Regions from separate parts of the Mus musculus genome. Here region 1 is linked to region 2. Evidence: chromatin loops called from intact Hi-C (ENCODE). Cell type or tissue: left cerebral cortex. All regions are shown on one strand. Links, peaks and the distances in the headings refer to the core of each region. The heading gives the core; the rest is flanking DNA.

Evidence for each region. Peaks named below come from ENCODE experiments on the same cell type or tissue, not always from the same donor. Only the 100,000 strongest peaks of a DNase experiment are listed, where the experiment ranks them.
Region 1: it touches region 2 in a loop (2.4-fold over the local background); 5 of 42 quality-filtered maps call a loop at or near these places.

What each region holds. Positions count from the first base shown.
Region 1 is chr10:63,579,845-63,587,340 of GRCm38, reverse strand. It overlaps Ctnna3 (catenin (cadherin associated protein), alpha 3), which reads right to left. Exons shown (of 18, transcript NM_001164376.1): 5 at 5,278-5,397. Among named protein-coding and RNA genes, the nearest start is that of Ctnna3, 130 kb to the right of the region's middle. In left cerebral cortex, for the core only: a CTCF peak has its summit at 4,564 (motif pointing left); DNase peaks (open chromatin) are centred at 1,910, 2,105, 3,347 and 4,555; H3K4me3 peaks cover 276 bases.
Region 2 is chr10:64,264,785-64,272,280 of GRCm38, reverse strand. The region is part of intron 9 of Ctnna3 (catenin (cadherin associated protein), alpha 3); the gene reads right to left. Among named protein-coding and RNA genes, the nearest start is that of Lrrtm3, 180 kb to the right of the region's middle. In left cerebral cortex, for the core only: no CTCF peak of the experiment used is centred there; DNase peaks (open chromatin) are centred at 3,675 and 3,976.

The sequences.
Region 1 (7,496 bases), core at 1,721-6,720, 690 kb after region 2:
TTTAATTTATCTAGTTATTGTATTTGCATATATCTGTCTACATATATAAATGCAGTATGACTAATTGCATTAATTTCATAGTTACTTGGTGTATATGATTTCAGGGCCTGGACAGGGAACCACAGGTAACTGAGGAATACCAAGAGCTGAAGGCATTTTTACAAAGTCAATTTCATGACATTTGTTTCTGATTTGCCTCATTGATAAGACTTTATTTTAAATTCCGTTCTACTGAATATTCTATTCCTTCTGGTCTTCTAACCATCTGAGAAGCGTTGAAGTTTAGAAAAAGGGAAAAGCACTTGTTCACTCCCGAGCATCAACACTAAGACGGGATCATTTTGTGCTGAACACGGGACCTAGAAGGAAGTTTAGATACATAGGACATGGAACTTAGCTGAATTCTGGTTCTAAAACACTAATCCCCTAAGAAGTTATTAGCACAAGCACTGAGGACTATAATTGTTCTGTCTTTCAAGAGATATCACTGTAAAGGCATATTGAAACCAAATATGCCATCCCTTTTCCCATTCTGTGTGTGTGTGTGTGTGTGTGTGTGTGTGTGCATGTGTGTGTTTGTGTGCACATATGCATTCATGGGTACGTTAAGAGGCCAGAGATCTATGTCAGGTGTCTTCTTCGATCACTCTCTGCCTAACCTTGTTGAAGGAGGAATTCTTACTGAGCCTGAAGGTCACTGATTCGGTTAGATTGGCTGGCTGTACTAGGGACTCTCCCATCCCCACTCCCCAAGCACTCGAGTTAAAGACACACACACACACCTTAGTGCTGGACTTTGGGTTGAATTTGGGTCCTCATACCTATGCAGAAAGCATTTGCCAGCTGAACCCAGCCCTGTGCTAACTTCCTTCTTGAGAGATATTACTTTCTTTCATGTCTGTAGTCACCAGCCACCAGACTACACACATCTAAAATCACTCTAAAAAATACTCTATTTTTAGAATAGTGCTAGACCCTATATGTACTGTGAATGTATATAAATAAAGACATCCTCACAGACATCTAAGAAGTGGGTTCATGAGATTAACACCAAACAACATTATGAAAGCTATTAATACTAAATGTGTTAGATGCTGTGCTGAACTGTTTATGAATTTTAAAGGACTTTCTTTACACCTTATTATATCATCTGAAAAGAGGCGCAAGCCTGGTACTCTTTCCTTCAGGTTTTAAAAGAAGAAAGTCAAGTGCCTAAGGCAGTTGACACACTAAGCCTGCACGATTACAAAGCCCACCATGGACAGCCCTTAGATTCTCACAGGCAAATGCTGAGAACGAAGGTGACACACTGACCTGAGGACATTGGATGAGGTGTCACGAGGGAGACGAGGCTTCAGTGTGACGTTAAAGAAAATAAGTAAATAGGAAGGGGCTGGATGGTCTAAATACCAAGTTATATAAACCTTGTATGGAGGTCAGAAGGCAAGAATAACAGGCATGATCAAGGAGACAAGAATCAAGGGTGTGCGCCGAGTTTCAGTGTGGGCACGGATCTCAAGTAAAGTGTTTAAATTTCAAATATATTCGCATTAACATACAAACGTGTCTTTGTCCATACAGTGCTCAACTCAATAATGCCAGCTCTGATTTGTAACAAAAGACTTAGAGACCAGTGAAAATGAAATGTGTTTTATAATGCTATTGTAAGCATTAAGGGTAGAAATTAAGTTATAGTCTAAATTAGTAAATCTTACTTTATTCATAAAAACAAAAGCCCCAAGGAGATGTCTTGATTTATAACTGCTCGGATTGATCCATAAGTCTGGGATCTGTGCCACAGCTGGTGCATATAGGATATGCAATAGGATGAAGTCTGAGCGGGGAAATGGCTGGAAAGAATCCACTAAGGAGGCGGCGGTGGCGACAGACCCTGTCCCCCGGCTGCATGTATTCTGCTGCAGCAAAGAACTGTGGATGCCAGGGACCAGAAAACCAGTCACGACGAAGTCTCAGTCACGACGAAGTCTCGGTATCCAGCTCTCATAAGGTTTTATCCCAGATGCGATGAATGGGCTTCCCGATCTTCGCGCTAATGATGCTCGATCACCCACTTCCTCCATCTTGGTGTGCCCACCCCTCCTCTATCCCAGCTGCCTCTCTCACCTCTGTCCACCAACGCTACTTCCAACATTGCTCTTTTTGAACGTGGGAAGACATGGACTCATCTGATCTGACTCCAGTGTGAGCATTCATTCCGTAGGAAGGAACAACCAAAGACCGCTTGTGTTTAGGACACAGTACGCAGTAAGTTCTCAGAAGACACAGGTTCAAAGAAGGAACGGCCATGAGACGGTTCAGCAGCTCAAGGCTCTCGGTGCAAACCGGATCCCAGGAAGCCTCGTGGTGAGAGGAGAGACCCGACTCCTACAAGCTGTCCTCTGACCTCGCACATATACCCCAGCGTGCACATGCATAAATATATTCAATATCTTCCTCCATACAGTTTAAGGAATATTTTTAAAATAATTAAAACAAGGCACAACAACCTATTGCTCAGAAAGAATTCTCTCCATCAAGGATATTACAATATAATCATTGTGTTCAAGTAAAATAAATTTCTGTAGCATTTAAATTTTCTAAAGAAATGTGTATATTTACAATAAAATCTCTGTAAAAGATATATACAGTAGAGTTAATGCATATAAATATTTCATAGAAAAGAAAATTTAATGAATGAATCCATAAAAATTATTATAATTGATTGACTTGCCAACCGTAACTTAAGAGCTTGGGTGATGTTAGTCATTTCTTTTTTTTTTTTTCCAAAATGGATACAGGAATAAAATAAATTAGGAGAGTGCCTGAAATCACGCAAAGAACAGTCTATTATCATTTGTGTACAAGAACAGAAGGGATAATGCCCACCTGCATTTCAAAGTGAGTCAAACTCATTAGTTTTAATGCCCCGCAATCTGAGGCCAAAACTTTGGGCATGCCCAGTAACTGCGCCAGTCAGAGAATTGCCATGGTCAGATACTAAGACTGGAAAGGGTCCACCAAGGAGGTGGCAAATCAACCTTGCTTGCTTCTGCTGCCGCAAAGAATGGTGGGTAGCACGGGACCCAAAAAAAAAAAAAAAAAAAACTGTCACGGATGAAATCTCTGTATCCAGCTCTTACAAGGAAGTTTTCTTGCTGAATTAGCAGTTTTACAGAGATCTGAATCTCTCCCAGTAAGACGAAAAAAGAAAAAAAGTACTTTTCACTGTGAGCCTAATAGATTTTTTTTCTTGCTTTAAAAGAACAGGAATGGAAGATGCCACCCAGTCAGAGAGCAGCTAATGTTCTGACGCTTAAGCCCCGCACAGCCAGGCAATGTGGGCGGGCGGTTTGGAGTCGGGCTGACTCAGGGCTTCTCTCCTCCAGCTTCTCTCCTCCGTACGACCATCATAGGAGAGTCACAAAACTCTTCAGCGGTCTCATCTACAAATGCTACCAATAAAACCGACCCTACGGTACTGCTACGACGACGTTTAGTGACTCGGTTCAAAAATGGTTTAGTCCTACTCTGTGCCACAGTGCGTGGCAGCAGCAAGGATGGTCTACATACATGCACACGTTCACAGGCACCACGGGCTCGCTCTCTCCACTCCTCACACGTTACCTGTCCTCACTCAGTACGGTCCTCCCAGAGCTCTGCTCGCCCGCCCTGGAAGTACTAGAATCTAATCACCGTCACCGGAAACGCGCTAATGAGAAAGGGTCGGGGGAGAGGATGGTCTGTCAACTCAAACGCCCCATGGTGGTAAAATAGGATCTTGGGAACAAAACTGAGCTGAAACTATTCAAGGCCAAAGCGGAGATCCATGGTGTGAGCGCTGAGCAGCAGGAACCGGGAACTGACTGTGGTTGCAGCTCTCGGCAACACTGGCTCCCTGTGTTATGTCTGCTAACACCCAGGCCAACAGTAGTTTAAAAAGAAAAAGAAAAACACACACACATAAATGCTTACCATGTTCTTTTTCTGTATAAAGTATTGTGGAGATAGTCCGTTTGTCCTCATCTAGAATATTCCATAACACAAATGTAACTAGGAGGGCAGTGGGAGGCAGAGGCAGGCGGATTTCTGAGTTCGAGGCCAGCCTGGTCTACAGAGTGATTTCCAGGACAGCCAGGGCTACACAGAGAAACCCTGTCTCAAAAAATCAAAAATAAATAAATAAATAAATAAATAAAATGTAACTCTTAGAGAAATAAAGCCACAGAAAGGTTAAATACTCAATTTTGAAGAGAAACTTTTTCCACCTCTATGATAGAGCAAGAACCTAGAAACACAATTCTATTCTTGGGCTAATTTCTAAGCCATGTCATATAGACTTAATGTGGTTTAACAAAAATACTGCTTTGAAAATCCATATACCAAAGGCCCAGAACTTGTAAATCGGGCAACAGCGAGACGATTGCACTCTCTGCAGACAGGTCAACCGTGTAGCCGCGATTCTAGACACCAGCTACCATTTTCACGCAACCTAATTTAACCGGCTGAGGGACTGCTCTGATCCAAGAAAGCCTTCCAACAAAGTAAAAGCTTGACGACACTGACACCTAGTGGCCATACAGGAACTGCAACCAGACTCTGCCTGAAAAGGATGGCCAGCCACTGCGACGGTGTGGTCTACAGGATGCACGGACTATATCCTTGTGAAGACTGAGTGTGGACAGTACCGATCCTACAAGCAATCTTACAAAGGTTTGATTTGTCTCCGGGATTATCTTGGGACTCTCCAAGCAAGCCAAGAGGCATGCACTTGTTAAGAATCCTTCCCTTTAACCTTGCACATTTATTTAACAAGGTTTTACTCATCTTCAAAGATCAAAAAGCAAAGCTGGAGGTCAAACGCTATTGTTGAAAACAGGTGAGTCTCTGTCCTCACTTTGCAGGTTCATCTAGACGCTTTTCCTGGTCTTTGGGTGGTTTTTTATTCCCCCTTGGTTATACCCTACCAAATACAAAAGCCATGTGGCCAGGCCGTCCTAGAAGCTCTTTGTGCTGCTAAGACGTCATTACCAAAGGGTAGTTAGACCTTCACAGAACCGCAGGAATCTCCTTTTAAAGGAATAAAAGGACGTGTGCAGAAACCCCTAAAGTACCCATCTAAAAGCCAGGGCCGCACTGTACACTGTAGGTAGCGAGATGAACACGGGGCGATCGACACAAGCTATTTCTGCCCCAATCATTAGAAGGTAAGTTTCTCGACCTGTCTGCACCTCCTACAGGAGGGACAGCGGGAAGCCTGAATTGCTCTTATTTTCCTACCTGCTGGCGTTTGAAGGCCAAATAATCCAGGCTTTCCAGCTCCTTCCCGAGCTTCTGGTAGGTTCTCTGGAGGTCGGACTTGTTGGAAACATTTTTGAGAGACTCGAATGTTCTTTGGAACTGAAAACGAAAAGAAAAGCAGATGATAATGGTGACATGTTTTCTTCAAATTCCCCACTAAGATGACAGAGTCAACAGTGTGCTTCAGTTTTACCCACCGTAACTCAGAGACAACAAATGCTAATTATCTTTCAATGGACTAATTAGGGGTGATCATAAAGAGATAGAGACTGTATGTGTGTAGCACCGATATGCATGAGTAAGAGGTTCTGTCCACCCTCATCCTATCAAGAAGAGCATATGTCATTCAGAATAAAAGAATTCTCATGCTTTAGGGTACCCCCCAAAATGAGATTTAATGTATAACTTTAAGTCTAACAATAAGTCTAATATTATAACATTCTTAGGGCTGGAGAGAGGTTTCAGTCAGTAAAGACTATGCTACGGAAGCTTGAGAACCTGAGTCTGAATCCCGACAGTACACGGAAAAGCTGGGTGTGGCTGTTCATATCTGCAATCCCAACACTGGGGAAGCAACCACCCAAGATCCATGGCCAGCCAGGCTAGCCAAGGAGCGAGCTTCACCACCACTTCACTAAGCCAGCGGAATCCCTTGTCACATTCAAAATCTCTGTCCTTATAGCCACAGATAAGGGTGGTTCCCACCCCTCATCACATCTCTTTACAGCAGATGGAGATCATTACAGAAAGCCACAGCCAATCCAAGTGCAGACAACTGTGTCTCAGGCTCAGAGATCAGTGGGGTAGGGGGAAGACGGCAAGAGCCAGGGGAACCGTGTGCTGTGAGATTCTGACTCCTAGAAGTGTCAGAGAAGCCACACCCATAAAGCCTCACTAACATGGCTGCCTAGGCATGAACTGAAAAAGGAAGACACCGATAGACGGGAGTTAACGTGAAAGGAGGGAAACTCAGGGGGCCTCAACCCTAGAAAACCACAGGAAGCTCCTTAGTTGCTGAAGTCTTCCTCGGGGAGAGCACACCGTGTGTGTGTGTGTGTGTGTGTGTGTGTGTGTGTGTGTGTGTAACAACAAAGAAAAAGAGGCCATTAATTTGGATGAGAGCAAGAGGAAGAGGTACACGGGAAGGATTGGAGAGGAGAAGGGAAGTGAGTAAATAATGTAATTATAATTTTTAACTAAATGAGCTTAAATTTTTTAAATACAGTGGAGAGTGACTTAGGAATGCATCTGATGTTGCCCTCTGGTCTCTGCATCCATGTGCAAAAAGGTCCATGCCAAGAGAGAGACAGAGGGAGACAGACAGAGAGACAGATAGACAGACAGATGGAGGGAGGGAAGCAGAGAGAGGGGAGGGAGAGAGAGAGAAAAGTGGGGCTGGGAGAGGACAAAAGAGAGAGTAGGGCAGTAAATATCACCAACTATATTATACACATGCATGAAAATATCACAGTAAGATCCATTGTCAATATATGCTAACAAAGGCATTCTCAATCAAGTTTTCACATGCCAATCATGGAAACCAACAAATGTATGAAAAGTTAGCTGCTCCCGCATGCCCATGGCATGGCATGAGATGTACCTTGTGTCTGCAGAGGATCCGCAAAGAGCAGGTCACTCAGAGAGGAAGATCTCTCAGAGCTTGCGTTTTTGAGGAGGGAAGAGTACTTCCAGGTTAGTGACCAAAGCAGGTTAGTAACGGATGAGTTACAAGATCGAGGAGTCAGATTGCTCCTGTCCCTTCTCCAGCGGATAGAGAGGTGATAGATTGCAGCAGGTCACAGAATACTTCCCGCCACTGACAGGTAAGTAAAGGGAACTCACAAGAAATTGAAGCCATGGTTTGTTTCCGTGAATTCGAGCATACTTTGTCAGTGGCTGAGCGTGTCACCCGATATGACTGTCACTTGCTCTTTTATTTCATGGATCTCATCTTGTGGTGTCACCTAGATTCGTGTCTATGGATAGAGATGTCACCGTTTAAGCACACCAGAATCCCACTACAGCTGTGACTCCATGAGACAGGCCAATAAGATTTTATGGGGTATAATTAAGTTCCCAGGGATGGTTTGATCCTCGGTGTATCAAGCACTACAGCATGAGCCATGAAAGAATGGCGCTCTCCTGGGTTACATCCTCCATTTTGTGAAGGCACCATGTTTATTTCAATCCAATGTGAA
Region 2 (7,496 bases), core at 993-5,992:
TGGCTATTATGAATAAAGCTGCTATGAACATAGCTTAGCAAGTATCTTTGTGGGGTGGTGAAGCATCTTTGAGGTATATGCCAAGGTGTGGTATAGCTGTGTCTTGAGGTAGAACTATTCCCAGTTTTCTGAGAAAGTGCCAAATTAATTTCTAAAGTGAATGTACAAGTTTGCACTCACACCAGCAATGGAGAAGTGTGCTCCTTGCTCTAAATCCCCGCCAGCAATGTGCTGTCACTTGAGTTTTTGCTCTTAGCCATTCTGATCAGTGTAAGATGGAACCTCAGAGTTGTTTTGATTTGCATTTCCCTGATGACTTAGGACTTTGAACACTGTGATTTTCAGTTGAATGTACGGTGACTTGGTTTAAAGGAATTTGTCGATTCCAACTTGCATGGATCATGCTGGTAACAAAATGAAAATTTGGCTTCTAGGCCTGCAATTATTCACCACTGTCAGCAGGCTTAGTGGTTAACTCCTGGCCAGGTGTCATTACACAGGGTAAAATGGGAAAGGCTTGCATCTCAGAGCCTCACACACCAATTACTTGTGTGTCAAAACTCTGGGTACACTACTTGATAGGTATTTAGGCATGCTAATGTTTAACTTGTTCATGTTTCAGGGTGTGGTTTCGGTTTTTATCTGTACTTAGGAGTAGGAGACTTGTTAGTGGTGGACTTGGGTTACTTTGTCACTTTGTAAGATTGTAGGGAAAATTAAGCAGGAGGAAGGAATAAAGCTGCTGTGTGCAGATCAATGGCATCCACAGGGTATGGCACCTGGCACTTTAACACATCATGGTTCAACTGGTTCATCATGGTTCTTACTAATACCTTCATGTGAAGGTGGAATGTCTCCTTTATAAGACAAGAGATTTACAATCACTTTTTAAAGGACATGTAGCGAGGACACAAATCTCAGCCTAAGGGTCTCATATTTTACTGTGCTCTCCACCATCTCTTAAGGTTTCTCAATAGGACAATCAGACTTTTGATCTTATTTATTCATTAGTTTTGGCATATACTGAATGCTGTTTTTCTCATAGATCAGGTGCAAAAAATACAAACAAGACTTTAATCTTTGGGGTTCAGAAGAATGTATGGGGATAAATGGGCCTTGAAGCTGGGATGAGTGAGTGAGTGAATGAATGAGTGAGTGAATGAATGAATGAGTGGATGGATGGATGGATGGATGGATGAATGAATGAATGAATGAATGAATGTATGAATTGAGACATCCCTGCTTTTGACTTGTTCACATGCTGCCCTAAGCTGTGGAGATGTCTCAGAAACATTCCTCTTGTAGAGATATGAGCATGGTGTTCTGATCTTCAGAACCCATGCAAAGACCAATGGGACAGAAAGCTTCTGTAACCCTGTACTGGTGGGCACAGAGGGAGCCAAGTGAATTGCTGATGCTTACTGGTGTTGGCCAGCTCACATAGCCAAGTCAATGAACTTCCGGTTCAGTAAGAGACCCTAGTCTTCCAAAACATACATGAAGATGCACACAAGAGAGATGACAATTGTCACCCACTGGCTCAGGTACTTGAACACTTGGTCCCCAGTCAGGCTGGTGGGGCTGTTCAGGAAGGTTATAAAGGCACAACCTTGCTGAAGGAAGTGTATAACTTGAGGTGAGCTTTTGGAGTTCCCTAGCCCTCACCCTGCTTCTGGTTTGTTCCACTCTTTGTGCTTTATATTTAAGGTGTGGTCTCTCTTGCTTCTTGCTCTGGCTGCCTGCTGTCTTGGGTCTTGTCATTATGGACTCTCTTCTTGGAACTGTAAGCCAAAATAAATTCTCCCTTCCTTGAGTTGTCTCATTAAAGGTGTTTTATCACAGCAGCAGAAAAGTAACTAACGATAACCAACAGCAACCCCTGACCTACATGCACATGCATACACATATACATACATACACATGTACTCACAGACACATACATATGCATACATATATACATATATATATATAATCACACATATATGCACACATATATACATACATGCACACATACATACATACATACATACATACATACATGCATACATGCATACATGCACATACCCACACACTCCACAAAATCACTGTCAAATACATAGCCACTGAGCAGTTAAAACATGGCTATTCTCAATTAAGAGTTAAAAGTTTAAAATACATCTCAGGTTTATATGAGCATAAAAATGATAAAATATTTAATTAATGACTCTTATACAATTAATGGCTGACACAATAATATTGTAGGCATATTGCATTTAGTAAAATATATGAAACTAGTTTAATCTGTCTCTTTTTATTTCTACATTGTGTAAGTATAACTACTAAAATTTTAAGAGCATAATTGCTTTCTATTTCTGTTGGCCAGCATGTATCTAGAGCCATTAAATCCTGGGCTACTTGCTTTTCTGTTCCAACTTCCTTATTAAAATGAGTGTTATTCATTCTCTTTTTGAGTTATCATAATGAGTTAGGTTTTAAATGTAGAGTTTTTATGCAAATTTATACTTGTGAGGTTAGGATCAGTCATTAACAGATAGAAATGTTATGTCCAGATAGAAAATATTCCACCCCCAAAAAGAACACGGTCCGTTTGTACATCTTTCCTACTGAGAGGCTGCTGCTTTGCATCAAGGCTCTCTCAGAATCCAATGTTGCAAGTGAGGTTGAGCCTCTTCGCCCTGGCACCAAGTATTCAGGGCTGTCCATCATCTGCCCCGACTTCACCCTGTGCTCCCTCAGACACCTCTGTCCAGCTCTCATTGCTACTGTGTTCTGTAACCCAGGAGTCCGAGTATGACTGTCTTCATGCTGCTATCCCTGACATGGGATTCTCATTTCCCAGAGAATGCTCCTGCCCAGTATCCAGGATTCAAGCTGACTGCTGTTAAGTCTTGCTGAATCCCTAAACTCTTCTCATTCCATGGTGGTTTCTCCCTCCTCGAAATTCCAAAACACAAGTATCCCATCTCAACGTTATTCTGAAAAGAATCTGGTTTCCTACCCTAGGATACACTTGCATCACAGGTACAAAGAGAACAAGTGAAAAATAGAAGGAAAAAAAACTTTTCAAATGAGGAAAATGCTCTGTGCATCCTGATCAGGCTTTTTTCTTTTCTTTTCTTTTTTAATTAGGTATTTTCCTCATTTACATTTCCAATGCTATCCCAAAAGTCCCCCATACCCTTCCCCCTCACTCCCCTACCCACCCACTCCCACTTCTTGGCCCTGGTGTTTCCCCTGTAATGGGACATACAAAGTTTGCAAGACCAAGGGGCCTCTCTTTCCAGTGATGGCCGACTAGGCCATCTTCTGCTACATATGCAGCTAGAGACACAAGCTTCAGGGGTACTGGTTAGTTCATATTGTTGTTCCACCTATAGGGTTGCAGACTGCTTCAGCTCCTTGGGTAATTTCTCTAGCTCCTCCATTGGGGGCCCTGTGTTCCATCCAATAGCTGACTGTGAGCATCCACGTCTGTGTTTGCCAGGCCCCGGCATAGCCTCACAGGAGACAGCTATGTCAGCAGATCAGGCTTTTAAGCATCATGTCTGGCCATGAGAGGGTTCCTAATCCAAGGAGGAGCGGCAGCCCAATGTATGTGGCGTGTTTCTTCTCATTGAATGCATTTCTGACTCAGCTACCCCATCTTTTACCCACCAAAACCAGGAGAGTTTCCAAGACATCCTCTTTGAACAGTTGTTGGTTTGTGTACAAGCATAAGCATTGGGTTTATTTTTTTTAATCCTTTTTTTTGTAATTTATTTTGGGTCTTTACCAGGGAGAGGAGGAGGAAGAAAAAGATGGGCCTCTAAAAGCTGTGTTTATTTATAATCCAACAGATCCTTATTTGATAACAGATGATCAATTAAAGTGAAGTGTGAAACTTGCACAGCATTCTGTCAGGAAGCAAAGGCATGAGGAGAGCTGACAGCAGTCAGCACTTCTTGCAAGCAGCAGGAGCCCCCCTAGAGCCCGCTCTCTCGGCACCATGGCTCTGCTAAATCTGGCTCGCCATTTTTGAGTGTGGGAACAATCAGCCATGTAGGTAGTAGGGAAGTATTATAATTAAATGTCCACCCACTTTTTTCCCTTTTTGATGAAAGGCTCCCGTGAAACATACTAAAATAGGGTGCATCAAGATAGATGAATTTTTGATGAGTCAAAAATTCTGAGGGATATGGCGTTTTACAGAAAGGAGCTACATCGATTCACAGAAAATTTTCTGTCCTGTATCATTAACAGAAACCTATTTAATGATAATTAATATGGTGAAACCCAAGGGGCAATGTCCAGGCCATCACTATTTTAATTAGCATCGGTGGTAAGGCTCAGCATAAACGAGCTTGCCAAGGACAAATTATAATATGGCCAAGATGTCGGTTGGGTGTGGGGGATGCACATTGTAAGCCCAGCAGTGGTGGGACAGAGGCTGAAGGATCATAGCAAGTACGAGGCTGGCCCTGGTTACACAGCATCTTTTAGTCCAGCCAGGGCTACATAATAAGAACTTGTCTCAAAACAAAAGAAAGGAAGAGAAATGAAAATAAATTACATAATAGCAATCATAATGATGGCAGTCTTCTGAGAGTTATTAAATAGCCAGACGAAAGACAGACAAGGAATTTTTTTTTTTTGAAATAGGCAAATGCTTTAAGATGTTACTTATCACAGACTCCTTCTAGAAACAATTCCTCAACAGGTGATTTGTGTCTGCCCTTAATAATGAACCACACAGGCATTCACTGATACTTGAGTAAGGGATTTTTAAAAAATACTCACCTGACCTGTGGAAGAGATGGCTCACTCAGCACATAACTAAACAAGTGAGCCAAAAAGTCTAGAATAACACCATTGAGGTTATTTTGTGTTGGCCACCTACTCCTGTGCACTAGGCCCTTGCTCTGTGGTTAACATTCTTGGGTGAGACTCCACTGGAGAAAATTAAAATTTCCTTTGCAGATAATTCTTGCTTAGTGGTAGGAACCAATATCATCTATTTCTTTATTCAAGGCCCAGGGCCCCTGAATGACCCCTTCTGTGTTTTGTCTTCTGTTCGTTATCTCTTTTTCTTTTCTCTCTCTCTCTCTCTCTCTCTCTCTCTCTCTCTCTCTCTCTCTCTCTCTCTCTTTCTCTCTCTCTTAAAGTTACAGGTTAGCCATTATTTACAAAGTTCCTTTAACAATACAAAGTTTCTTCTTAGACAATCTGATAAGAATCCTTTAAAAATGGGCTTGCTTCCCCCATTTAGGTCTGATTTCAACTAGTCCACTGATTTTAGATTTCTCTGACAAATATAGTTGAGGTCTGAAATCCTAGATATGCTGAAAATAGCTTTTTCTCCAAGTCATTTAGAATGTAAGGCTCCCTGTCCTGCTATGTCAAATGACCCAGCTCGGGAATAGGATGGGTGTGTGTGCATGTCAGTGTGGGGTGATGGGAGGAGACTGGTGAGCTATCCATACAAGGAAAACTCAATCAAAACAATGTATTTAGCCATTCCTATTTCTCAGGACTCTGTTGATGCCCTCTGTCTCCATTCATATGGTAAGTTTATAACAGTTTTCTCTTTTGCTTTCATTAGGTGGTCCTTTTCAAATCAAAGGTTTGCCTGGGAGATAAAAGTGGAAGTGCTTTTGAGAAGGAAAATGGCATGAACAGTTATATTGAAAGGAAAACAAAATAAAATTTTGTTTTTGTATTTCTTAGAAACCTACAAATCTGTCAATTGACAAAAATAATAAATGAGTAGGAGAGATTTTAGACATTATCTTTTCTAATCTCCATCTAGAAATAAAGCAAACGGAAGAGGCCAAGAGTGTACCATTTTTTTAAAATTAATTTCTAATTACAATAAAATAGCATGATAAGAAAAGGGAGGAGTGTGAACACAGGTTCCTTGGGAAAGTGGACAGCGGTTCCCCAGAAGGCACAGGTTATTACAGGATCATCTCAGAGCCAGGAGTAGGATATTGCAAATTATTGGTCAAGGAGCCCTCAGAGGAGCCCAGAGCCACACAGTGGGCAGCAGTTATTGTAGGAACTCATAACAGTTAAAACACCGAGACTACATGACAGAGTGTGGGTGCTTCAGTCAAGGCTCGGTGAGGAAGAAGGGCTGGAAAGGTGGTGTGAGCCTGAGAATCAGGGAGGGGCGCTGTGAAATGCTGTCTCCCCAACATGACATGGCTCTTGTGCTAGCAAAGTCATTACAGCTGTGGTTATGTGATAAGTCGTACACAAGATCCAGCCATCAAGACCAAACAACGCTCCAGAAGGCAGGGGTTTGGGGGTGATTAAGGCAGGAGGGAGACTTGTTAAGAGGGGTTCTGGGCAATTAAGCTGGAATTAGGGTGCATATGATTGAGATATAAGGTATACATGTATAGAGTTGTCAAAGAATTAATAATATTATTAATTATTTAGGAATATTAGGAATTAACAATATTCCTAAGATAAAATTTACAAAATGGTAGAGCAGAGAAGTTGTCCTTGGAGACATGTAGTAGATAAAGGGCAACCCGTGTGTTTGGTGGGTCCTTCTACTGAGCCCAGAGTCACCCTGTTCCCCACCACATTTTTGTCTTGCTGGGCCACTGCTTTGATCAAAAGAATACAATGGAAGCGAACGCCAATTTCTGGGCCTGAGCATTAAGGGAAAGCCAGCTTCTGTTTCCTGTTTCTTGTTTGCTCTGGCTGAGGCAGGATAGGAAAGACAGGGGAAATTAGGGGATCCTGAGAGAGGAAAAGAGGCTATCACTCCTTCAACTTGGTTGAGGTGTCTCATGGCTGAAAGACAAGGACTTCAACATAGTTGAATAATCAACTCATATGTCTATACTCTGCTGTCTGAGGAAAATCTCAAAAACCAAATTATGAGCCATGTTTATGACAAAAATATATGTGTGGGCGGTAGAGCGGCCTCAGTGGAGCTGAGTTGAGAGGTCCAGTACCCCCATAGCCAGCCCAATCTCAGCATTCCTCTGACAAGACGGGAGACAGAGGCACTATAATCCTTGAATAGATAAGTAGCCTGATACCTCATCTACCTCTGCTGACCTCTGTTTGCTCAGCACCATCTTCTCCTACATAAATCTGTGAATACTCTTTGTGAACCACTTTATAATTTATAATTTCACTTACTAGAGGAAAACCCAATCGATGAAAATAAGTCTAGCTGGGCATTGTCATGCATTACTTTAACACCAGCAGTCACGAGGCAGAGGCAGAGGGATCTCCGTGAATTCAAGGCCAGCCTGATCTACAAAGAGAGTTTCAGGACAGCAAGAGCTACATGTAAGACATTGCCTCAACAAAGCAAGACAAAGCAACACGGGTGTGCCTGATCTGGTGAGATGGCTCAAGGTTAGTGCTGCTTGCTGCCAACCCTGTGAAGCTGAGTTCTATCTCTAGGGCACGCATGGTAGAAGAAGAGAACGGATCATGGTAAGTTGTTTTCTGACCTGCTCATGCATGCTATGGCAGGAGCATGTCTACAGAGA